Regions from separate parts of the Mus musculus genome. Here region 2 is linked to region 1. The links are chromatin contacts, found by POLR2A ChIA-PET in ENCODE. All regions are on one chromosome and are shown on one strand. Each heading gives the region's core, a stretch centred on a gene start or an enhancer-like site at or near the end of the contact. The rest is flanking DNA. Distances are from core to core; before and after follow the strand shown. Region 1 overlaps Gigyf1 (GRB10 interacting GYF protein 1). Region 2 holds the start of Agfg2 (ArfGAP with FG repeats 2).

What was found. ChIA-PET counts read pairs that join two places held with the same protein, here RNA polymerase II (POLR2A).
Region 2: POLR2A ChIA-PET joins it to region 1 with 11 read pairs in embryonic stem cell. The contact joins the promoter of Agfg2 here to the enhancer-like site in region 1. POLR2A ChIA-PET finds 5 or more read pairs at or near these places in 2 of 5 experiments (Patski and embryonic stem cell).

Annotation. Positions count from the first base shown.
Region 1 is chr5:137,522,724-137,527,019 of GRCm38, reverse strand. It overlaps Gigyf1 (GRB10 interacting GYF protein 1), which reads right to left. Exons shown (of 24, transcript NM_031408.2): 13 at 4,193-4,296; 14 at 3,965-4,065; 15 at 3,764-3,883; 16 at 3,518-3,618; 17 at 3,139-3,221; 18 at 2,912-3,058; 19 at 2,607-2,831; 20 at 2,179-2,369; 21 at 1,929-2,089; 22 at 1,661-1,848; 23 at 1,461-1,590; 24 at 1-1,368. The coding sequence ends at 1,316. Among named protein-coding and RNA genes, the nearest start is that of Mir6418, 4.7 kb to the left of the region's middle. Within about 2 kb of position 1,444, at least 1 of the 3 ENCODE cell types and tissues checked has a DNase peak (open chromatin) inside an H3K27ac peak, as active enhancers do.
Region 2 is chr5:137,682,335-137,686,709 of GRCm38, reverse strand. Agfg2 (ArfGAP with FG repeats 2) reads left to right here and starts at 1,957. Exons shown (of 12, transcript NM_178162.3): 1 at 1,957-2,351. The coding sequence starts at 2,131. It overlaps Gm15498 (a long non-coding RNA gene), which reads left to right. Exons shown (of 2, transcript XR_003956003.1): 2 at 1,069-1,325.

The DNA of each region.
Region 1 (4,296 bases), core at 195-2,694:
ACAAGCATGGGCAGGGCGGGAGGGCTAGGAGTGAGGTCGGCGAGCAACAGGCAAGGCAGCCCCCAGCCAGGACACAGGCGCTCTCGACCTCCAGCCTTACACCCAACACAAAAAACATCAAGGAGAGGGGCTGCTCACTCCTCTCCCATTTGGTCAATGGAGGGGTCAGGTACGGAGCTGTGGTCTGCTTCCCACACAGCTGGCTGCTGATCAGGGGGTTCTCACCACGGGGCCCCCCTAGGTTCCGCCCCAAGCCACTCCTTCGGTGTCCTTCCCTCACAAGCAAGGCCTCGGCCATGATAAAAGGAGGGGTGTTCTCCAGCTCCTGGAGGAAGGGCTGAGTCCCTTCTCAGAGGGGGTGAGACGGGCTTGGGGGCCAGAAAATACATTCATGTGGCAAAGGCAGGGAGCTGGGGCTTTCAGTGTCACACCCAGGCTGTCCCCCGAAATGGCAGCAGTGGGGGTCAGCCCCTCAGCAGGCCTGAGTTCAGAGCCCAGCTGACAGGCTGGCACTGACAGGGCTTTCCCCAGCTCCCTCAGCCAGTGTGGGAGGGCTGTTTCGGGGGTGTGGGGAGAGGGAGCTGAGGCAGCTCATCCAATTTGTGCAACGTTCCTCCCAAAGCAGCTGAGGTAAGGGGCGACTCTGGCCCCTTACCAGGACACCTGCCACAGTAACGGCCACAGGAGCTGATCACAGCAGGTCCAGTGGGCGGGGCTTCTGGAGAGGGCCTCCGCTCGCTCGCTGTGCAAACTGCCAGCACCCAGCTGACAAGTCACCCCAATGACCCACCTTCTGGGGCAGCAGGGTAAGTGCAGCCTCAGGGAAGCCAGGCAGGACAGGTCCATGGGGCCTGGTACCCACTGGCCAAAAATAACAGTGTGATTTTTTTTTTCCTTTCAGCCTAACTTTTTTTTTCATTATTTTTTTTATCTTTTTTTTTTTTTCTAAAAAATAAAAACAAAACAAAACAAAAAACCAAAAACAAACCTCTGTGGACCTTCCAATGTCACACCCATTATTCCCAAAGGGGTGTAGGGGTCTACCGTCTAGCTTTTGGATGATATTTCTGTCTCTCCTAATGTTTAAAATTAAAGAGGAAAAGAAAGGCCCCTCCCCCATCTGTAAAGTGCCTCGTGGCGGGTGAGTTAAGGTGCATCGTGTGGTTTGTAACAAGTGCTGGGGACCCTGCCCCACTCGCTCGCTCGCTCGCTTCCTCCTCTGCTCCCTGTGGGAGCCTGCAGGCTGGAGACCCAAGGGTCCATGCTGCTGCCACCACCCGAGTCTAAGGCCCAGGGGGCAGGTGGGACAGGCTGGTCAGTAGTCATCCACGCTCTCGATCTCACCGGAAGGGCCGTGCAGGGAGTACCCTGAAGCCAGGGAGAAGCAAGAGTAAGCTTCCCCAGGTCCGCTGAGACCTGTGCAGGGAAAGCAGAGCTTTCCAGTCCCACCCGACACTTACCCAAGATGCTAGGGTCGGAGTGAAGCATCAGTGCCCGCCTTTTGGCCTTGCTGCCCTCCCCAGGGCCCAGTTTGGTGCTGTGGTTGGCCTGAAAGGCTGTCTGTAGGGAGGTGCTGCTCAGCCAGGCCTCCTAAGGCAAAAGAGGACAGAGTCAGGAGAGCCCTGGACATCCTGCCTCCCCAGGTCCCACAAGACTCCACCTGCTGCTGCTGCTGCTGCTGCTGCTGCTGCTGCTGCCGCTGTTGGCTGGCTTTCTGCTTGGCCCTCCGCTCCAGGAATTGTTTGGCAAATTCTTTGGCTTCCAGCGTGTCCCCCAGGCAGGAACGAATATAATCATGGACATCGTAAGGGGACTCCACCTCCTTGAGGATGGCGACAGCCATGGGAACTACAGAGAGGGGATAGTCAAGCATGCTGGACAGGTCTGGAGTCCCTAGAGCCAGTAGAGCCTCTCAGGCGCCTCCGTACCGTCTAGGCTGCCCGCAGTGCTCAGGGTGTGCAGCATTTGCTCACACCACTGCGTGAAGCCGTCCTGGGGCCGAGGGATGCCCTGCAGCAGCTTCAGCAACTTCTCTTCCTCTTCTGTCTTTTTGCGAACAGGTCGGCCTGACAGGTGGCTGTACGAGTCACTGAGGTAGGAGGGGAATTGGAGGCCACAGATAAGCCCAGACCTTAGCATCCCTTCTTCCTGACAAGCCCCACTAGGCAGGCGCCTCACCTGAGAGACGGGCTGCTCCGACTGCTCTTCAGGCCCAGGCTTCGGGCCAGGCTCCCGCCACTCTTGAGAGTATCTTCCCAGAGTCCCAGGTTGCCACCGCTGCTGCCCCCACTCTTGTCTGGCCCGCCCCATAGTGGCCCAGCCTCAGACACCCACTGGTTCAGAGGGGCAGAGCCCAAGCCCCCAAGCTGCTGCAAACGGCAGGAAGTCAGAGGGGCTCTAAAATGGGACCCTGGACATCTAGGCAGGGAGGCTCATTTGGGGGCAAATTGGAGGGCAGGAGGTGAAGACTAGGGAGAGGGGCCATCCTTCTAATAATGAAAGGACATAGGTCTTCAGCTCTAGGAACATGAGCTCAGGGACACCTCCCCCCAGCCCAAGCACTCCTGGAAACTGCGGCAGAGGGGCTCCCTGGGGCAGGTGCTCACCACTCGGTGGTTGGGGGCCTGGGCCCGCAGAGGCTCCCGCGGTGCCGCCTGCTTGTGCAGTTGGCGCTCACTTTCCATCTGCAGCTCCAGCAGAGTCTTCATGGACAGGCCCTGCTTGGCTAGGCCAGCCCAGAGCGGGGGTGGGGAGCTGGGTGCAGGGGGCACAGGGACATTCGTCGCTTGCTGCTGCTGTAGCAGCTTCAGCAACAATTCCTGCTGCCGTACCTGGGTAGGGACACAGTGGGTGAGGGTGGCCCGCAGGCCCCAGGCCCAGGCTAGGGTCAGGAGACAGGAGGGACTTGAACCTGCTTGCGCCGAAAGAGCTCCTCCTCTTCCTGCCGTCGCTTCTGCTCCTCCTGCTGCTGCTGCTGTTGGCGCCGCTTCTCCTCCCGTCGTTTGCGCTCCTCCTCCTCCCGCTTCGCCCTGAGCTCCACTTCTCTGCGCTCTTGAAACTGAGGCGACAGGGACTTTAGGCAGCAGGGAGGCTGAGCTGCCTCAGCCGGCCTTTGCCATGTCAGCCTGCTCTACTTACTTTATGCTGCAGTTGGAGCTGTTCTAGAATTGGACCCTGAGTCGAAGAGTTAATTGGTATGTCCCAAAGACTGGCCTCACCACCTGCAGGAGGAACAGGCAGCTGCAGAGGCCCAGGCCCAGCAGAGCCTGCCTTAGATAGGAAGTAGAAACATTTGTCCCCAAATGAGCCTCCCTGCCTAGCTGTCCAGGGTCCCATTTTAGAGCCCCTCTGACTTCTGCCATTTGCAGCAGCTTGGGCGCTTGGGCTCTGCCCCTCTGAACCAGTGGGTGTAAGGCTGGGCCACTGTGGGGCAGGCCAGACAAGAGTAGGGGCAGAAGGAGACTCAGGAGTACAACGGACCAGGAGGTGGCATGGGGCAGGCAGGGTGGCCACTCACCTGACTGTGATGAAGCTGAGGTATGTAAGTCCCAGAGGGGGCCTGAATCTGGCACCGACAAGGACCGGCTCATCGTCGGGAGCAGGTTCTGGTCTCCACCTCTGAGAAACAAACCAATGGCCCTCAGGGTACTGCTCTCTTGTAGCCCGCCCTACTCCTCCTCTGCCTCACAACAGGACACATATTTACACTTTCTTACAAACACCAGTTCACACACAACCTGGGGCTGTGTGCAAACAGACTGACCTGGGGGTTTTGAGAGCCTGGAGCTGCTGCAGGAACGTAGTGAGCTGCTGCTGCTGCGGCGGCGTCAGGTCCCCCATAGCTGCCTTTTCCCGGAGCGTCGTACACTGCGGGAGCTGGCGGCTACAGACACACTGGGCTCAGACAGTGGACCACGCAGGACCACTCTCGTGCCCACAACAAGCCCCCAAGCTCCCCCCATACCTGCCAACCAGCTGCAGAAAGTGCTGGTGCTGCAGCTGCTGGTACAGGGCTGCCGCAGCCAGCTCCTGCTGCTTCTTCAGCCGCTCCTGATCCATGTTGCCCTGTGGGAGGTCAGAGCACGCCTGTGTGAGTATGCCCAGCAGGAGCATGTGAGGTGCTGGGAAGCCTGCGGTCCTGCTGCTGCCCCCACTGGCCTTCCCTGCAACCTGCCGAGCAGACAGTGCTCACCAGCAGCGGGGGTGGCGAGGGCCCTGGGGCAAAGGGCACACGGCCCCACATCTTGATCACCTCTCCCAGAGGCTGGAAACCCTCATCGCAGCCCCTCTTCACTA
Region 2 (4,375 bases), core at 708-3,207, 160 kb before region 1:
TGTGTGTGTGTGTGTGTGTGTGTGTGTTGCTCTGATGGGGGGAGGCGGTTGCCACATGCATGCCAGTGTCCTGAAGACAGAAGTCATTGATCCCTTAGAGCTGGAGTAATAATGATTGTGAGTCATCCAGCGTGGGAACTGGGAACTAAGCTTGGATCCTTTGGAAGAGCAGCAAATGCTCCTAATTGCTGAGACATCTCTTCAGCTCCCACTGCAACATGCTGAAAAAAAAAAAAGTTTGCTTTCTACCTCCCACCCCCTATTGCTTGGGTTCTGTAGACTTAACTCCCCAAGGGCGAAGGGCCTTTTTCTTACCAGGAAAGCCACCAAGCCCTCCCCACCAGGCCACAGGAGCAATAGCAGAAGAGGGAGTCCCCGGGCTGCCTGTGCTCTTGCTGATTATGAGGGGAAATAGGGTTGTCACTCTCTGATATGGCCTGGGTGGAGTAGAGACAGGAGGAGGAAGCGCACCCTCTGGTTGCTCTTGCAGACCACACCCTGTAGCAAAAGACAGACTGGAAGCTATCAGAGTCTAGTGGTCACCCCAATTCCTGCCCATTTATTCACTTGTGGTGGGTAACATTTTAAGGGGTGAAGAAATAACCACTGGCTAAAGAGAAGCTGTGCAAGAAATGGCCAGCACAGGGAAATGCTGAACGCTGAACTCTGAAAATGTACAAGAGGCTTTTTTTTTGGTGGGGGTGGGGTGGGGGACAGGATTTCACTGTGTAATCCCCTGGAACTCACTACATAGACCAGGCTGGCCTAAAACTCACAGCGATCCACCTGCTTGGAATCCAAGGCATGCAGCCATGGTTTACATGAAGCAAAATGGTTCCTTTGCATGTGTACATGGGGACTTGGCATCACCACAGCTCAGGGGGAAGTACACTTGCAGCTATGACAACAATTAAGCAACCTCATCTAGCCCATGGGCTCCTGGGTACCAATAACTCAGAAACCTATCTCTCATCTGCCCGCATCCCATTGGCATGTCTGAAACCAAAGTCCTGACTTATGGTTGCCAGCATCCCTAAACCTGCTTATTCTCAGCCTTTCCTTTTCCAGGCAGTGACCGAGGATGACTCTGAAGTACCGCTACTGCTACCCCCACTTCCCAAATGCTGGAATTACTGGCCTGTGCCACCGCGCTGAGTTGTATGCAGTGCTGGGGGCTTGAACCTCGCGCTTAGTGCACTCTACCAGCTGAGATACATCCCTGGCCACGGAGCAGAGCTTTTAAAATCAAAAGACTCAGATTCAAATTCTGACTGAGCCACAAACCAGTTCTGTGATCCACTTCAACATGTTTTCTTGAATATTTTTTACATGCATTTATTTATTTGTGTGTGTGTGTGTGTGTGTGTGTGTGTGTGTACTCATGGAAATCAGAAGGCAGCTAGCTTATAGGAGTCGGTTTTCTTACAGGAGTGGGAATGAAGGTTAGTGGCAAACGCCGTTCATCCCTTCTGCATCCTACCTCAGGTTTTTAACTTGACTCTAAAGTGGGGGCTCTTTCTATGACTTGGATAAATAAAGTATCTTTTACAAAGCACTCCCCTTCTCTGTCTTTCCCTTTCTCCTCCAGCTCATCCTAGGGCAATTTCTTTCCGATTTTCTTGTCTCCTGGCTCAGCCTGGAACGAGCCTTTGAAATTTGGCGGGAATTAGTATCAATCCGGAGGATGAGCACTACGCACGCGCCGAACACCTCCTTTCTCTCGCACGCTAATTTTGCAACCTTAACAACCAATCAGAGTCAGCATAGGAGTCCGTGGCGAGAGGGGGCGGGGACAAGGAGGAGGGCACGCATTGTACTTGCAAGGTGGGGGTCTTTGTGAACCAATGGAAAAGACAGAAGGCCGGGTGGCAGTGGGGCGTGGTTCTGAAGGCTCCAGCAACCGGAGGCCGTCTCGAATCGAACCAATTAAAGCAAGGAGGTGGGGGGAGACTAGCCAATCAGCGTGCCGAACAGGACGAGGAAGGGGGCGGCAGAGTCTCTCGCGGTCGTGGTCGGGGCTGCAGGAGCTGGTGTCAGGGTTGCCGGGCGTGCGAAGGCGGCGGAGGCGGGAAAGGCAGCGAGCGGTTAAAGGGGAGCGACCGCTGACTTGCAGAGGAACCTGGAGGAGAGATGGTGATGGCGGCTAAGAAGGGCCCGGGCCCGGGTGGCGGGGTCGGAGGGAGCAAAGCGGAGGCTGAAGCCGCTTCGGAGGTGTGGTGCCGCCGAGTGCGGGAGCTGGGCGGCTGCAGCCAGGCCGGGAACCGCCACTGTTTCGAGTGCGCCCAGCGCGGGGTCACGTATGTGGACATCACCGTGGGCAGCTTCGTCTGCACCACCTGCTCCGGCCTCCTGTGAGTGGATCCGGGGGGGGGGGGGGGAACTGGGTTTGGTTCGGGTGAAGTGAGTCTGCAGGAGCTCGGGGCGATCCAGGAGGTCAGAGGGGTAGCCCCGGCATTGGATGTGGCGGTGGAAGGTCGCCTGCTGCAGAGGTGTGTCGTGGGGGAAAGGGAAAAAGCGCAGGGGGACAGAAGACGGGAGTGGAGTCGCGCTGCAGAGGGAGGGTGGGGGCTGTAGAAGGACACGAGGAGAGGATTGGAGAAACTCCCTGGGGGAGGCGAAGGCGAATTGCAGGTGGGGAGAGAGAAAGTGTGGAGGGACTGGGGTGGGGTGGGGGAGGGACTTAAAGGGCCAGAAATTGACATAGACCTTTAAAGGGAACTTTAGCTGGGGTTGCATTGTATCTCAGTTGGTAGAGTGCTTGCCTAGCACGCTCGGCGCCCTGAGTTTCCATCCACAGCACTGCATAAAACCCGAGTAGTGTGGTACACGCCTGTAATCCCAACACTGAGGGGGAGGTGATCAGGAGTTCAAGGCCAACCATGAGACCCTTGCCGCTCCACCAGGAGGGGAGCGGAGGGGAACGGGGTGGAAGGAGAAGGGAAAGAAATAGGGAAGTCGAGCCTAAGACAAAAGTACCCTAGAAGGGAATGGAAAATGCTCCACGCATTAGCCCAGGCTGACAGCCTAGAGTGGCAGGTATGAAGCCAGGGATCAGGTGCAGATCCTAATCTTTCAGGCTCTGGAATGCTAGCTAGAGGGTAGATGACTTACGAAATATACTAAGGGCAGAGAGCCAAAGGGTTATCCTGGCGGACAGCTTAGCTTTCCCGAAGAGATGAGGATCAGAATGGCATATTCTTTTCTTTTCCCCATTTCGTCCTCTGCCCCCGTTAAAGTTGCATTTGATTTCTTTACTTTGCACTGTAGGGACATGTAGGTTCCATGGCTTGTGTGGTTATCAGAGAATAACTTGTAGGAATCAGCAATTTCCTTCCACTACGTGTGGGGCCTGGGGATCAAACTCAGGTCAACAGGCATGGCTGTAAGCTCCCATACTTGCTGAGCTAGCTAGCTCACCAGTCCATTTTTTTTTTTTTTAATTTGTCTTGAGACGGGGTCTCATACAGTCCACGGTGACTTTTAATTCATGATGTAGCTAGGGGTGGCTTTGGAACTCAGAGTCCTCCTGCCTCTACCTCTGTAATGGCTGGGGTTACAGGCATGCTTTGGGGTCTTTCCTAAGTGTACTGCCGAGTCTCATCTGGTAAACTGTAAATTTGGGGAGCAGAGGCTTGGTTGTAAAATCCACAATGCTACCCTCAGCCCAGACCACCCCAGATTTCTAGTTATTTAGTAAGCTCCTTCTCCTTAGGAATTATTTGACTAACATTGGGTTCGAGATCTTTGGTTTTCTTAGGGACTCGTTTTTGTCTGGTTTTCTAGTATTTTAGTACACTGCTATTTTATTTATTTATTTATTTAATAAGGAAAGCTCTCCTGTTCTTATATGCATACCAGCCTGAAAAAAAAAAAAAAAACCAAGGAGTATTGTTCTTTTGCGACAGATGGGAGATCAAAAGTAGAAAGAGGTTTAGTAATTTACCCAGTGCCATATGGAGGATTCTGTTCCCAGCGTTTGTCATTTAGTACGAGCTAGGATTGTGGGGAGACCAGAAATGAAGATCCCGGTGTCCTAGGAGACCGTGTGGAACTATGTCTCTACTACATTGTCACCCTCTTCTTAAAATGTCTATGGTTTTATCGTTGTTGTTGTTTAAGACAGGGTCTCATGTGGTCTAAGCTAGCCTTGACTGTGTAGCTAAGAATGACTTTTGTTTCCACCTCCTGAGCGCAGGGATTACAGGTGTGCACTAGCCTGACTTGTGAGGTGCCAGGGTCCCACCCAGGCCTTTATGAACACTAAGGGTGCACTTGGACTGAGCTGTAGCCCCAGTCCACCAGTGTTCTCAGCCTCCCTTCTACCACTGTGGCTGGACACGGACCACCATGTATGTGACCACCCGGGGAGACTGAG